2 separate regions of the Homo sapiens genome follow, and region 2 is linked to region 1. Evidence: chromatin loops called from intact Hi-C (ENCODE). Cell type or tissue: IMR-90. All regions are shown on one strand. Each heading gives the region's core, and the rest is flanking DNA. Links, peaks and the distances in the headings are about the cores only.

Region 1 (2,817 bases), core at 69-2,568:
GTTCATACCTGTAATCCAAGCACTTCAAGAAGCCAAAAGCAGGAGGACTGCTTGAAGCCAGGTGTTCAAGACCAACCTGGGCAAAATAGCGAGACTCCATCTCTATGAAAAAAAAAGAAAGAAAAACTTAGCTGGATGTGGTGGTGCACGCCTGTGGTCCCAGTTACTTGAGGGGCTGAGGTGGGACAATTACCTGGGCCCAGGAGGTCAGGGCTGTAGTGAGCCATGATTCCACCACTGCATTCCAGCCTGCGTGACAGAGCAAGGGGCTGTATTGAAAAAATAAAAAAGAAAAAAAGAAAAGAAAATGTACACTCAGGAAAATAAAATTGAAGGACTTTTATTAAGAGCTATACCTCATTTTGTGATGGAGGGAACTAGAGTGACTTAAAAATCAACTGGCTAAAAACATTCTATTTTTTAAAATCTCAAAACTGTAAACGACAGTCTCTTAGAGGGAACACAGGCCATCTCATGTTTCCTGCATGATTCAAATTGGTGGATAATTAGTCATAAAGATTTTCTGAGTAAACAGCACCATTTGGTAATACACTGTTTTCTGCTGGTTTGGTTAGGGATGGAGAAATTGTGAATGAAAAAGGAATGTATATAGATGTGTTGTCCAGTACAGTTGCCACTGGTACCATGTGGCTATTCACAGCTTAAAATGTGACCAGTTCAAGAGGAGAGGTGCTGTAAATGCAAAATTCACAGCAGATTTCAAAGATTTGGTACCAAAAAAAGTAAAATATTCAATAAAATGTTTATATTGACAAAATGTTGAAATGATAAAATTGGTAAGTTGGAGTAAATAAAATATTTTAAAATGAATTTTACCTCCTTTTTAGTTTTTTAATGTGACTATTAAGCAATTTTAAATTACATATATGGCTTGCATTATATTTCTATTGACCAATGCAGTATAGAGAGGAAAAATAAGAACACACATACACAAAGAGCAAGAAAAAAAACGAAGTCCCGGGGATGCAGCAATTTTAAAAAAAAAAAAAGTGAGGAAGGCCACAGGCTTGATGATCCTGGCTCCATGCAAAAAAAGTCACTAAAATTGATTTTTCTATTAACAAAGAAGCTGCCGGGCGCGGTGGCTCACACCTGTAATCCCAGCACTTTGGGAGGCCAAGGCAGGCGGATCACGAGGTCAGGAGATCAAGACCATCCTGGCTAACACAGTGAAACCCTGTCTCTACTAAAAATACAAAAAATTAGCCGGGCATGGTAGGGGTGCCTGTAGTCCCAGCTACTCGGGAGGCTGAGGCAGGAGAATGGCGTGAACCCAGGAGGCGGAGCTTGCAGTGAGCTGAGATTGCACCACTGCACTCCAGCCTGGGCGACAGAGTGAGCCTCTGTCTCAAAAAAAAAACAACAAAACAAAACAAAGAAGCTAATAGAGATTGCATTCCCTACGCCTTTTACGTATTTCATTTTGTAACATTTGGTAGAAGAAAGAAAAGAGAAGTTGTGCCTTCCTCACTTCTTTCATTGAATAATCTCTTTTAATCTTATAAAACATTGTGTCCTCTTTTGGTCATAAGTGGATGGAAAGACATAAAAATAAGGAAAGTGCACCCTCTGCAGGCTACTTAGCAATACAGAAATACTAAACAGCAAAGTTCTGTAAAAAATACTGCAGAATGAATAAATGAATGGATGAGTTAACATTTCACATTACTGCATCTACTGCTGTCATCACTGATTCAATAATGGTGAAAATAAAGGCAAGGAAATGGGTCGAATAGTATCAAAATTATTAGGTTATATCAATTCTTTCTTTTTTCCTTCCCTCCTGCCTTCTCTCCCTCCTTCCTGTCTTTCCTCCTTCTTTCTTATTCTCCTTACTCCCTTCCTTTCTCCTTTTTTCCCTTCCTCCCTCCCTCTCTTCCCTTCCTCCCTCCCTCTCATCCTTCCCTCCTTCCTGCTTCCCTCCCTTCCTCCCTTTCTTCCTTCCTTCCTTCCTCTTTTTTCTTGCTTTCACTCTTGAACAGCTTAGACACATCTTGTTTGGAAATCCTATATAAAGACAGAAGGCAAAAGGCCAAACTCAGCCTAGAGATTTATGCTGTTTATTTCAGTACAGTTTCCTTGTGAGGTTAATGCTTCATTCATGTTTCTAAATCCAATCTGGCAGACAAAGTAAAGAAATAATAAGGCCACAAACATCACCAGCCACAAGCTTAATGGTGTCAAGTATGTGATTATAAGCAGCCCCTAACTTAGGAAAGGGTTACCTTCCCAAAGGCAGTTTATATTTTGGTTGTTTGGAACGAGAAATCTTTTTCTCATTTTTTCTGGGCCAGTTCACAAGGGCACAAATACGTATTAACCCATAATGTATGTGAGATAGATAATAATAACATCATTATTTTTACTTTATCAAACACTAATATATAACAGTATTTTTATGGAAAAAGACAAATGTAAGGCCCATCTTGGGCTCTCAGATTATCCTTCTTTCTGCAGGTGGTGTGAGCAGTCTTCTCCCAGTTTCTTGATTCAGAGATGAGGGTTATGTCTGGGAGATCCATGCCAGACAACCCCAGGACCAGTGTCTTTTTTTTTTTTTTTTTTTTTTTTTTTTTTTTTGAGACGGAGTCTCGCTCTGTCACCAGGCTGGAGTATAGTGGTGCGATCTCGGCTCACTGCAACCTCTCCCTCCTGGGTACAAGTGATTCTCCTGCCTCAGCCTCCCAGGTAGCTGGGACTACAGGCATGCACCACCACATCTGGCTAATTTTTGTATTTTTAGTAGAGACGGGGTTTCACCATGTTGGCCAGGCTGGTCTTGAACTCCTGACCTAG
Region 2 (2,817 bases), core at 101-2,600, 130 kb before region 1:
GCTGAGTTTTAATGTCCAGGCAGGAAGAGGGTAAGGACACTGACCCATGTGAGATCTGACATGGAGAGCTAGAGCTGAATCCTCTACATTTAGCCAGGCCCATCTGTTAAAAAGGAACTAGAAATACTCCACCCAAAAGCCTAGAGAGGTAGCAAGGAAGTTTGCCATCTACCCGCGACTCAGTAGGGAAAAAACGAGAAATTGCAAACCTAAGGCACACAAGCATGTAAGGCTCCAATTTATATTGTCCCCATGCTATCAAAATCCCAAGCTGGGACATTAACATAGAGCTGGTCTAGGACCCATAAAACCACTAGGAAACTGGCAAAACTGGTACTTCTACTACCTGGGAGTGGGAAGCGAATCAACCCCTGCTGAAAATGATCTCACAATAAAATAAGCAAATAAAACAAAACTCACCCACACACAGGCACACTAGGAAAAAATCCATCTCCACCACCATGAGAGTCAGTAAATGTAACAAGTCTGTAAAATATGGTTTAAATAATTAGGGAGATAAAAAAAGAAATAGAAACAACAATGAAAGAACAGGACAATGATGGAAAATGGCTACAGAAGTTCCTGCAGTGTGGTCCATTTAGATAATTACTTGTAATTCAGCATCTATAAAGCAGGTAGGTGGGGTGGAAAGTGCAGGGTTGTGAGGTAGTTGTGTGTATTGGTGGGGGACTGAGGGGAGAATGGAGAAGATGCATCAAGAGATAAGTCATGGAAGATCGAGAGGATTAAATTAAGTAAGGTCTTGGATGCCACCCTAAAAAAAATTTTATCCTTTAGCAAGGGGAAGACTTTGAAGACTTTTAATTAAAAAGTAATAAACAGATTTGTTTTGGAATATTCTCTTTGGCAGGAATTGGAAAATGATTGAAAGGAAACATGAATAGAGGAATAGAGACCATTCAGAAGATTTTTATAGTAGACCAGATGTCTTTAGTTCCAAGCTGCATTTATAGGCCCGAGAAATATTCAAATATATTTGTTAGAGTTCCAAACCTGGGTTTCACTGAGAACGTCAACAAAATCCCAAAGCTGAAGGACTACTCTCAACTTTACATTTAGGAAATATTGAATACACATGGAGCACTTATGCTGTCAGTTGGTGCACACGTTGGGCATACAGACATGAATAAAATATAGGCTGTGCATTTTCTCTTCTCCAAGTGCTCACAAACTAGCAGGATAATCAGACATGTAAATAAACAATCATTACACAATGTGATGTGGATAGGAGAATTATGAGCAGAGCACTGGGGAGACTGGAGGAAGTGGGATGTTGACAAAGGCGTTAAAGAGAAGAAGGCATTTGAACTGAATCATGAGGGGAGAATAACAACATTCAACATAGGAGGAATTTTGTAATTGCAAAGGCGCATAAATGTGTCATCAATATGATGTAATTCCAGGAAAATCTCATAAACCATATCCTGATGATATGCTGTCATATGAGTCATTACGTGAGATGAGAGGAGTCCAAAACTTGATCCTCAGGGAGCTTTTAACATATAACAATTCTTTATTTTGGAATATCATAATAATTTCAGAGGCATTCCATACTTGCTTTTTTTTTTTTTTTTTTGGAGACAGAGTCTTGCTCTGTCACCCAGGCTGGAGTGCAGAGACTCAATCTTGGCTCACTGCAGCCTCTGCCTCCTAGGTTCAAGAAATTCTCCTGCCTTAGCCTCCCAAATAGCTGGGATTACTGGTGTGCACCACCATGCCCAGCTAATTTTTGTATTTTTAGCAGAGACGAGGTTTCGCCATGTTGGCCAGACTGGTCTCGAATTCCTGACGTCAAGTGCTCCACCCGCCTCAGCCTCCCAAAGTACAGGGATTACAGACGTGAGCCCACCGCACCCGGCCCACACGTCCTCTTATTTTATCCCCACAATAACTCCGTGAGGTTGATCTTATTCTATCTACCTTGAGAGGAAGGAATTTCTTCATAAAATAGTAACTAAAAACAAGACTAACCCATGAGAAATAACAACCATTAAAGGCGAAGCAGTGCGGGTAACAGCAGTGGTAGGTCCAGAGTTGTTCCATCTCACAGGGAAATTCCCAGCTGTTCTGATCAGCTGCATGTAGGCCAGGATACCATGTTTTTCTTCCACGCTTTCTGCCCTGACAAGGCAACCAAGAAGCCTACCTTCTGTTCAGGGGACAAATAAGGACCCAACACTTTTAGATGGTGTGTTGTCCACGGGCATTGAGTCACTGAGGGCAAGTTGATTTCAAGCACAGTGTGGCATTGACTCCTTCCACTTCCTGGCACTCCTTCCATTTCCCGGTCCTCCTTCTACTTCCTGGTCCTCCTTCTACTTCCTGGCTTCACTCCGAAAAATCTGTTGCCTCCACACTTTTCTCTCATATCCCAATCACCCCTCTTCCATCTTCTCCTCACAGTCTCAGCCCCAGGTTCAGGTAGTCTTTACAAGCAAGTATCTGAAATGCTTAGATCAATGTGTGATTAGAGTTTACGGGTGCCCCTGGATTCACTGAAGGTAAGAAACAGAAGGAGAGGGAATTACACAGAGATCAGATTAATAGCCAAGATAATCCTGCCATATGTGTTGCAGCAACTTGAGGTCAGAGAAGAAACAGCTAATTTAAACTTAGATAATGTTTCAAGCCAAAAGGGGCTCGCATGGAAAAGATGCATTTGAAAAGAGATAATAGCTAATAAATTTGAGGACTGCTTGGGACCTTGGAGATCTTGGAATCTATCCTCTAACACCCCCACATCCTGGTGGGAAAAGCCATATATGCAAAGATCCAGCCTGGACCACATGGAGCCCT

The links. Hi-C counts contacts between places; a loop is a spot of excess contacts. Peaks named below come from ENCODE experiments on the same cell type or tissue, not always from the same donor. Only the 100,000 strongest peaks of a DNase experiment are listed, where the experiment ranks them.
Region 2: it touches region 1 in a loop (3-fold over the local background); 1 of 110 quality-filtered maps calls a loop at or near these places.

The regions. Positions count from the first base shown.
Region 1 is chr21:29,088,953-29,091,769 of GRCh38, reverse strand. It overlaps a transcript of MAP3K7CL not described here. Among named protein-coding and RNA genes, the nearest start is that of CCT8, 17 kb to the right of the region's middle. In IMR-90, for the core only: a CTCF peak has its summit at 1,585 (motif pointing left); DNase peaks (open chromatin) are centred at 549 and 1,579; H3K27ac peaks cover 907 bases.
Region 2 is chr21:29,216,530-29,219,346 of GRCh38, reverse strand. All of the region lies in intron 1 of LINC00189 (long intergenic non-protein coding RNA 189), which reads right to left. Among named protein-coding and RNA genes, the nearest start is that of LINC00189, 24 kb to the right of the region's middle. In IMR-90, for the core only: no CTCF peak of the experiment used is centred there; a DNase peak (open chromatin) is centred at 1,376; H3K27ac peaks cover 1,506 bases.